3 separate regions of the Homo sapiens genome follow, and all the other regions are linked to region 2. A link is a contact called in ENCODE Hi-C or POLR2A ChIA-PET data. All regions are on one chromosome and are shown on one strand. Each heading gives the region's core, a stretch centred on a gene start or an enhancer-like site at or near the end of the contact. The rest is flanking DNA. Distances are from core to core; before and after follow the strand shown.

Region 1 (2,770 bases), core at 5-2,504, 730 kb after region 2:
TCTTCCTTTTAGCTGATACTTTATAGCGATGTGTATCTTTTAAACGCCATGGAGAGAGAAAATGAGAGTCGTGTGTGTGTGCGCGCGCGCGCGTTTCGGAAGGTGGAGGGGGGGTTCCCACTGCAACCCTCTGGTCCGGGGGCCCCTGGAGTAGTTCACCTAGTCACTAGAGCAGGGGCTCCCCAACCGCCCGGCCGCGGACCTGTACCGGCCCAGGGCCTTCGAGGAACCAGTAAGCGAGCAGGAGGTGAGTGAGCATCACCGCCTGAGCTCCGCCTCCTGTCAGATCAGGGCGGCATTAGACTCTCATAGCAACGTGAACCCGGCTGTGAACTGCGCATGCTTGGGACCTAGGTTGCCCACTTCTTACGAGAATCTAACGCCTGATGATCTGAGGTGGAGCAGCCTCATCCGGAAACCACTTCAACTCCCTCAGTCCCTGGAAAAACTCTCTTCCTGGAAACCCGTCCCCCAGTGCCAAAATGGTTAGGGACGGCTACCCTAGAGGTCTTTCCCAACCACTCGTGTCCCTGCAGGTCCGGGCCAGAGACATCCCCCATCCATGATGTCAACCGCATGACGTGAATGTTAAATCTCATGACATTTAATTTTAAACATTTCTTTTAAAGTTATGGCTTTTTTTCCTTTGTAGTCTGTTCTCACACATTTCCATACGTCCTCGCAAATCTCCCGGGCTCCACGCCCTGCGGCTATCACGCCTGACAGAGAAACAACCAGCACCAGCGGCTGACCCGGCTGCCCGGGCCCTCGTGCAGGCGGGCGGGAGCGGACAGGCCCTGGCACGCATGCGCTCGGGGCGGGACTGCGCCTTAGGCCTGCGCGTTGCCGCTAGACCAGCGGGGGGGCGGGGCGGCGGCGGACACGCGCCTCAGGCGGCAGCCGCGCGAGAGGGACTTTGTGTTCCGCTGACCCTCCTCGGGGCGCTTCCTCCCGTGCCGCCCTTCCCCTCCCCCGCCGCGTCCTTGCGAGGCGCCTCCCATTCGGTGGGACCGACCCGGGGGGATGGAGGGGGCACGCTTCTACAACCCTCCTGGGACCCCGAAGAGACGCCCGCGTGCGACCTGAGACGCCGCCCTCGCCGAGGGCCCATGGGCGCGTCCCCACAGGCGGGCAGTGGACGTGAGGGCGGCGAGCGGCGGGGCCGCGGCGTCCAGGAGGGCCGCGCTCGGGCTCGGCCCCGCGCAGGCCGCGCGCGCGCGCTCCCGCCGCCGCCCGGGCCGCGCCCGCCCCGCCTCTAGGCGCCGGCCCCGGAGCCCGGTCCGCGAGCAGCGGCGGCTGCCGGAGGGACGATGAGCTGCGCGGGGCGGGCGGGCCCTGCCCGGCTCGCCGCGCTCGCCCTGCTGACCTGCAGCCTGTGGCCGGCACGGGCAGACAACGCGAGCCAGGAGTACTACACGGCGCTCATCAACGTGACGGTGCAGGAGCCCGGCCGCGGCGCCCCGCTCACGTTTCGCATCGACCGCGGGCGCTACGGGCTTGACTCCCCCAAGGCCGAGGTCCGCGGCCAGGTGCTGGCGCCGCTGCCCCTCCACGGAGGTGAGTGCCGGCCCGGGGGCGGCGGGCGGTGGTCGCTGCATCCCGCGTAGGCGGCGGGACTAGGGTTCCCGGCCCCGGCTCTGGCCCTGGCTCTCCCGCGCTGCCCGGCCGACAGCCCCAGCCAGGGTCGAGGCTTCCGTCGTGGACAGCCCGGCCTGCTCCCGTGGGAACCAGGCTCCAGGAGCGTGACTGGGTTTTTCCCTTCTTTTAAAAAAGACTTGGAACGGTCATCTTTGCGTTCAGGCAGCTCGTTTGCTGGAGGGCATTGAGCTAGGAGTTTGCAGGGACAGCGTAGACAAAGGAGGTGGTGCAAGAGCGCAAAACTACTTCATGGGGAGGACGTCTCAGCCTGTATTTTGGAAGCGGCAGGTTCCTCAAATCACGGACTTAAGGCTGCGCTAGATCTGGAAGGATGCGGCCCTTTTCTAATATAAAAACGTGCCGTTTTTCTTAAGTGGTAAATTGGGGGGGGGGTGTAAATGGAAAATGGACATCTTCCCTGTTGCTTTTGGCTCTTGTTCTTGCCCTAGTAGTTTTACTGTAATTTGACGCCTGAAAATGTCACATTATGAGGATCTGACACTAATCGGAACTACTAGCCAAGGCTTTTCAGGTCACGGGTGCCGACCAAAAGGGAAATAGGTAAAATTTTCAAGAATTGTCTTTGAAACCATTCGGCTTAATGTCATGTTTTCCTATGAACAAGGACTTTGTTTAGTTGATTATTTGGTGTAAACATGTATTTGTTTAAATTATTAGTCATGGTTTGAAAGAAACCTTTTGCACATCGTGGAATATGATTTTTTGGGTTTTGGCCCACGCTGAACTTTTGGGAGATATCTGCCATTATCCCCACCCTCATTGTCACCCTGAGAATGCTGAGAGGGGATTTTTCTTTTCTAAACTGCTGTTCATGTTAGGATGACCTAAAGTAGGCAACCTAAATAAAGTCATGATTTGCTTGTACACTCTTAAGATACTAACATATTATGCCCCTCTGAGGTCTGTATTTGTATGCCAAAGTGCTAAGCTGTTTTCTTCTTTGAGACAGTCTGGCTGGGGAAAAATAATCACATAAGGCTTTTACTGTAGCCTGTCCGCAACTCAGACTAGGCTTTGAAAAGTCCGTTTTACACCAGTAATCAGGTGCTTAAGGTGCATATCTCATCTCTACTGTGTTAAAAATGGCAGTTAGGGTCCCAGCTTGGCCGTA
Region 2 (2,958 bases), core at 14-2,513:
CTGCGGGTGCGCGCGGCCCTTTGTTTCTCTAGAACCCTGCACGATTCGTGGTTTCATGTAGAAACAAGTTAGTGAGCAGTCAGTCAGTAACCACAGGCCGCAGAGTTCCGGGCTGCTCCGTGCTCTGGAACACGGGGGAGGGGTTGATGTCAGGGGCGTGGGTCCTGATCACATGGCAGCAGCCCTTCTTGGGGAAGTCAGCTACCCAGCAGCCTGTAGTCCTCGGCTACCCACCCTCACCGCCTGGGGTCCCATGGTGAGACAGCTGGGTGGGCATCAGGCTTCTGCAGAGGGCCAGGCCGGAGGGAGCTGGGCGAGGGAGTGGGGCTGGCTCCTGGCTTGCACCGGCCTCGTGGAATCCAGGCCTCAGACCTGATCGCTGGCGAAACTGGCTCTGTGCGCTGGAGCCCCTGGTCTTCTGCGTCTGTCCTCCTCCCGGCCAGACTTTACTCCTGGCTCAGCGACAGGTATTTGCTATGGAAGAGCTGTCCCTCCCTCCCCTCGGTGGGCCTGGGTCCACCTCCACCTCCTCTTCAGGTCCGCACCTTCCTCCCCTTTAAAACACCAGCCGGGCGCAGACCCGTTCTAGGCTTTTCCATGGTGCTTCCGCCAAAGCTTGTGACCGAGTCCTTCCCGCCTAGGGCTGGTGGGCCTCCCCTGCTGGTAGGTCTCTCTTCGCTTTCTTTACTCAGAACTGAAGCTCTCATTCCCCACCCACCAAGGAAAAACAAAAGGGAAGAAGCCACAGCTGGCCCCGGCTTGCTTTGGCACAGGTGTTTCCCCCCGGCCCCCCGTCGGGCACCCTGGTTCCTGTTCTGTCCCTGCCCCACGCGACCCTGGGGCTCCCACCCGGGCTCCTCAGCCTCCCCTGGGTTGGGGTGGGGGGACTGGCTCCCAGCCCTTGGCCTAGGGTTTGGTGAACGCCTTTCCTGGACTGCGGGCCCACTTCAGGCGCGGCTCCAGGCTGGGCAGCTGCGCTGGAGGGCCGAGGGCAGGGGTGGGGTCGGGCGTCCACCCTCAGGGTTGCGCCAGGGAGCCGGAAAGCCGACTCCCGAAGTTGGGGTCCTGGGAAAACTTGGGTCCTGGGTTGACTGAGAAGCGGCGGGGAAAGGAGGCGGGCCAGGAGGAGGGGGCCTGGCGGACGCCGGCCGGGGGGCGGGGCGCGGCGGGGCTGTCGGTCACGCCCCTCAGTCCGCCCCGCCCCGCCCCGCCTGCCGGGGAAGGGCCACGTTGCCCGCCCGGCCGTCCGGCCCCGGCGCGCCGCAGAAAGGGCTGGCGAGTCGAAAGGCGAGGCGGCCGCGGCAGCGCTTGGGACGCGCCTGGGCACCGGGCTCGCTCCCTGCGCCCCGGAGCAGGCCAAGTTCGGGGCCAGGACGTCGGGAGGACCTGGTGAGTAGGTGTCCGGGGACGGAGGTCAGACCGGGGGAGGCCTCGCGGGCGCCGAGAGGGAGCCCAAGGGACGTCGGGTCGCCCCAAAGCCCCGGTGCCCATGAGTGCTAGCGAGAGGGGGCTTGGCTGGGGAGCGGCCCGGTCCGACCCGGTGCCAGCTGCGCGTTAGTCCCTTCCCGAGCCGAGAGGTTGGAACTCCGCCTTCTGCTTTCGGAATCCCGGGCCTCCAGCTGTTAGAGGAAGGGCGGGCTCCGCGGACTGGGGAGGATGTTGTGAAACTCGGCCCCGGGCGTCCGTGCGTGCGGGGCAGGGAGGGGGTGGGATTGGGGAGTGGCCTTTCCCCCCTAACCTCACTCCAGCATCCTTTCCCCAAGTTAATAGAGGCTGATTCTCCTCAGCAGAAAGGAAATGTTGATTCAGTGTTGAAATATATATATAATAAGTTGGCAAGAAAACTTTTCTTCCTGTTTGCTAACGTGTGTGGAGTAGAGAGCCCCGGGACGTGCAGTGCCCGCGTCTGATAAACTCTGAAGTAGAGGGACTGTGGCTGGCCGGCTCCCTGAAGGCTGAAGCTTCACTTTGGTTAACCCTTGCTGCTGTAGTGGGTCTGCCGTTTTGTTTTAGAACATCACTGGCTGAGATGTTGCCCAGCTTTATTTTCAGTCATTTACGGTATTTTTTCAGGCCGTGTAGCCTTTGCTCTTACGTGCTCACATCATCCAGGATCTGCCTTCCATCAGCAATCACTGCGTCCTGGTCCTTCCCAATTCTGGGGACCATTGAGCTCACCCATTTCCCTGCTTCTGTGTCTCATTCTCACTGTTAGAAGCACTGCGGTATGCCTGACCTCAGTGGCCTGTGTTAACAAGGGAAACTCATTACTGTTCGGGGCAGTAGGGAAATTGTCACTGTCGTCAGTATCCAGGCAGTGGGACCTTGTGATGAACCAAATCAACCCTGTCACCTTATAGATGAGAGAACTAAGGTACAAGTGGGTCAAGTGACTTGTCCAAAGTTGCCTGGCTTGCTGGCTGGATCGCCTGAATCCCAGGCCTCATGCCTTTTGTGGCACTTGTATTTAGCTCTTCTTTTCCAGGATGAATAACCTGCATCCCTTCCCTCCTAGGTCTTATTCTCTCAACTCTTGAATTATTTAGTGTATCTTCTCTGACTACCTTTCTTTTTTTTCCGTCCTGAAATTATGGGCCTGGTACATGATACAGGAGTCCAGCCAAGGTCTAAGAACGAACATGAAAGCAGTTCAGTTAGAGTTCCATTACCTGTGACATGTCTATATTTTCTGGAATTTTTACGTAGTGCTTTTTAACTTTAAGCAAAGCAGAGATAGAAGGGAAAATCTGTTACCATTTCTTCCACTTCTGTACTTAATTTTACAGCTAAATATAACTTCTCGCTTATTGCTCATGATTGGAAGTTGACTATCTGGTGTTCACTTGCTATTTAAGAAACATTTTTTGCCAGATAAAGGAAATAGGCTGGAGAACACCATGGTATCAGAGTGTTAGAAAGGATCTCACAGCTCCTAGGCAGTCCTTCAAATGCTTCAGA
Region 3 (2,986 bases), core at 125-2,624, 1.0 Mb after region 2:
CCCGATTCCACTCAGCCCCAGGTGTGGGCCGGGGCTGAACTAGGAAGACAAAGCCGCATTCAATCTCAGTCTGAGTCCAGCCCCTCGGGCCTCCCCCGGGCGGGTGGGGCAGAGGTCCCTGCAGCCTCCACCAGGAACCGGGCCCCTAGGTCTGGGAGGTCCAAGCCGGCAGCGGGCCAGGCGCTGCCCAAAGCCTGCCCAGAGGCGGCGCTGGGCCAGTCCCTTTATAATTTGCGCCCTTCCTGGTTCCACAGAGGATTGAGGAACGCCTGAAATTAGAACGCAAATGGGCCGTGCGTGGTGGCTCACGCCTGTAATCCCAGCACTTTGTGAGGCCGAGGCGGGCGGATCACAAGGTCAGGAGTTCGAGACCAGCCTGGCCAATACGGTGAAACCTCGTGTCTACTAAAAATACAAAAATTAGCCAGGTGTGGTGGCGGCCGCCTGTAGTCCCAGCTACTCGGGAGGCTGGGGCAGGGGAATCGCTTGAACCCGGGAGGCGGAGGGTGCAGTGAGCCGAGATTGCGCCACTGCACTGCAGCCTGGGCAACAGAGCGAGACTCCGTCTCAAAAACAAACAAACAAAAAACAACAAAAAACAACAACAACAAAAAAACAATGAAGGCGTGGGCCCCCATCAATATCGGGCTGGGCTGGGCGGGGCGAGGTGGCCCCTACACCACCGGGGGCAGGGCCCGTTGCTCCCGTTAGCGGCGCTCTCGGGCCGCCCCTGCCCCGGGAAGCCGGTACGGTTCTGGGCTGGTCACTGCTCTGCATCCACGAGCATCGGCCCTGATACCGCCTAGAAAGGCCCATCGTTCCCGCCTCCCGGGCCCCTGCGCGCCTCCGTCCAGAGGCCCAGAGGAAGCTCCTGAGCGGGGAAGCGCCCTGGGCGGCAGCGAAGGCAGCGGTCGCTCCCGGCTTCAACCGCCCAGTCCCCCGCGCCACCCAGAGCCCCTCACGCCCGGGAAAGAGCCCCGAGAACGTGCGAATGGGGTCGGGGTCCGCGCGCGGAGGAGATGTTGCTGAGAAGGGTACCGGGGTCCCGGAGCGCCGCCCCCGCCGCCCGCCCCCCGCCCCGGCTGCGGTCGACCTGCACTCCCACTCCAGCCTTACCTGAGGCCGACTCGCACGAGCCCACGCGGGGCTGCGGGAGCCGATCGGGATCCCGGCCGCCGGCCCCCACCCCACCCCCTCGCGGCGCCGGCGACGGCGGTGCTGCGGCCCCTTTAAATCCGGGCCGCCCCGCCCTGCGCCGTCGACTCCGCGGCGGCCCCAGATCCAGGCCCCAGATCCAGGCCGGGCCGCGGCTCTCGCCGCCCAGCCCAGCCCAGCCCGGCCCGGCCCGGCCCTGCCGCGGAGGCGAGGCCGCCAGTGTCCCGCGCCCCTGATATCTGCAGTGAGCCTGATACCTGCCTCTGCCCTTCTGAGCCTGTTCCTCTTCCCTGAGTACAGGGCACAAAGCTTGCGCCCTGAGGGGCGGCCGGCGCGCTCCCTGGCCCGGTCCCCGCCCGGCCCCGGGCCCCCCGCCCCTCCCCGACCCGGGGCCGGGGCCCCTGCCGCCGCCGCCGCCGCCTTCCGACCCCTGCGCCCCGGCCCCGGTCCCCCGGGCCATGCAGCCTCGGCCCCGCGGGCGCCCGCCGCGCACCCGAGGAGATGAGGCTCCGCAATGGCACCTTCCTGACGCTGCTGCTCTTCTGCCTGTGCGCCTTCCTCTCGCTGTCCTGGTACGCGGCACTCAGCGGCCAGAAAGGTGAGCGCGACCCCCGCCCGGCCCGCACCTGGCGCACCTGGGCGTCGGCGGCGGGAGCGGGCCCGGCGGTGGCCGCGGAAGGCGGCCGGAAGCCGACGCAGGCGCCCCTTCCCCGCCCGGGCGGCGCGAGGACGCCCCTCCCACCCTCCCCCACTTGTTTGCTGCTGGAGCCGCGGCGTTCTCCTCGGGCCCGGGCCGCGCCCGTGGGTGCTCCGGACCGGACTCCGCGGGCGCAGCTGTCCCGACGCTGAGCTGGGGACCCGTGGGGTTCTCGGAGAGGGGCAGAGACCCAAGGTCACAGAGGTCCCGGAACGCCAGCCACAGCCACCTGGGCAGGAGCTGGGGCGGCGTGAGGGACACAGGCGCGAGGGCACCCCCCCACCCTGCTGCCTGCTGCCCCGCGCCGGCCTGGGCGACCCCGGCGTGACACCCGGTCCTGGGACTCCCTTCGGCGCCCAGAACGCGTCGGCAGCATCCGGCCTGTGGGAGGGAGGGAGGGAGGGAGGGAGGCGTCCTGAGGCAGCCCGGCCCCTGCTGCCCTGCGCTCCCGTGCGGCCCCAGCCCGTCCTCCGCACCCCGAGCTTCCCGGGCTGGCCCCCGCCCTCCGCGTGCGCCCAGCGCTCTTGCAGGCGGAGGGTGCGGGCCGATCCCCCCGCGCCGCCCCGCTGGCCGGTCTTGGCGATGGTGGGGCCGAGTAGGGCCTGAGCCCTCGGAGGCGCTCTTCCCCCGGCCTGGAGGTTCCGGGAGAGTGGCCTCCTGCCTGCCTGCCTGCTGGAGGCCTAAGCGGGCTGAGTCCAGCTGCCCCTCGGCCTCCCCGCCACCTGCTTCCCTGTTTCCCTGTCCCGGAGCGCCATCCCAGAGAGGCTGCGGAGGAGGGCGAGGGAACCTGGACCCTTCCGGACCCTCCGAGCTCCATCTACCCACGCCGAGCTCTGCCAGCACGCCCGCCTGCCGCACTTGTTCTGCCAGAGCAGAGGCCTGGGCTGGCCTTGGGGCTCCAGGGCCAGAGAGGCATCACCCAGGGACTCTGCGGGGAGCCTGCCTGACACGGGAGGGATGGCTGGGCAGAGGCCGTGCTGGCGGGGTATATTATCAAGGGCAGGCATGGCTGGGGCAGAATTCTCTGTAGGTAGGGTGTGTCACCTGGGGAAGGACATTCTGGGTCCTTGGCAGGGTGACTATAAAAGCACACTGGCATGAAGGCCTAGGTGGGGCCATATCTGAAGGGCTGGG

What was found. Hi-C counts contacts between places; a loop is a spot of excess contacts on that map. ChIA-PET counts read pairs that join two places held with the same protein, here RNA polymerase II (POLR2A). Pooled maps may share reads with other maps.
Region 1: a pooled map shows a loop between it and region 2 (9-fold over the local background). The contact joins the promoter of RNF130 here to the promoter of MGAT1 in region 2. A Hi-C loop is called at or near these places in 1 of 168 maps with a recorded cell type or tissue (ascending aorta) and 7 of 50 pooled maps. POLR2A ChIA-PET finds 5 or more read pairs at or near these places in 1 of 52 experiments (H1).
Region 3: a map with no recorded cell type shows a loop between it and region 2 (13-fold over the local background). The contact joins the promoter of MGAT4B here to the promoter of MGAT1 in region 2. A Hi-C loop is called at or near these places in 10 of 37 single-sample maps with no recorded cell type and 11 of 50 pooled maps. POLR2A ChIA-PET finds 5 or more read pairs at or near these places in 2 of 52 experiments (GM10248 and T-cell).

Annotation. Positions count from the first base shown.
Region 1 is chr5:180,070,243-180,073,012 of GRCh38, reverse strand. RNF130 (ring finger protein 130) reads left to right here and starts at 1,254. Exons shown (of 9, transcript NM_018434.6): 1 at 1,254-1,557. The coding sequence starts at 1,311. RefSeq lists a silencer at 904-983 and an enhancer at 873-1,580.
Region 2 is chr5:180,801,111-180,804,068 of GRCh38, reverse strand. MGAT1 (alpha-1,3-mannosyl-glycoprotein 2-beta-N-acetylglucosaminyltransferase) reads left to right here and starts at 1,263. Exons shown (of 2, transcript NM_002406.4): 1 at 1,263-1,389. RefSeq lists enhancers at 284-393, 537-1,243, 1,244-1,951 and silencers at 764-813, 824-903, 1,074-1,433.
Region 3 is chr5:179,805,254-179,808,239 of GRCh38, reverse strand. MGAT4B (alpha-1,3-mannosyl-glycoprotein 4-beta-N-acetylglucosaminyltransferase B) reads left to right here and starts at 1,374. Exons shown (of 15, transcript NM_014275.5): 1 at 1,374-1,753. The coding sequence starts at 1,657. It also overlaps a transcript of SQSTM1 not described here. RefSeq lists silencers at 630-799, 970-1,529, 1,760-1,829, 1,960-2,089, 2,100-2,519 and an enhancer at 1,557-2,218.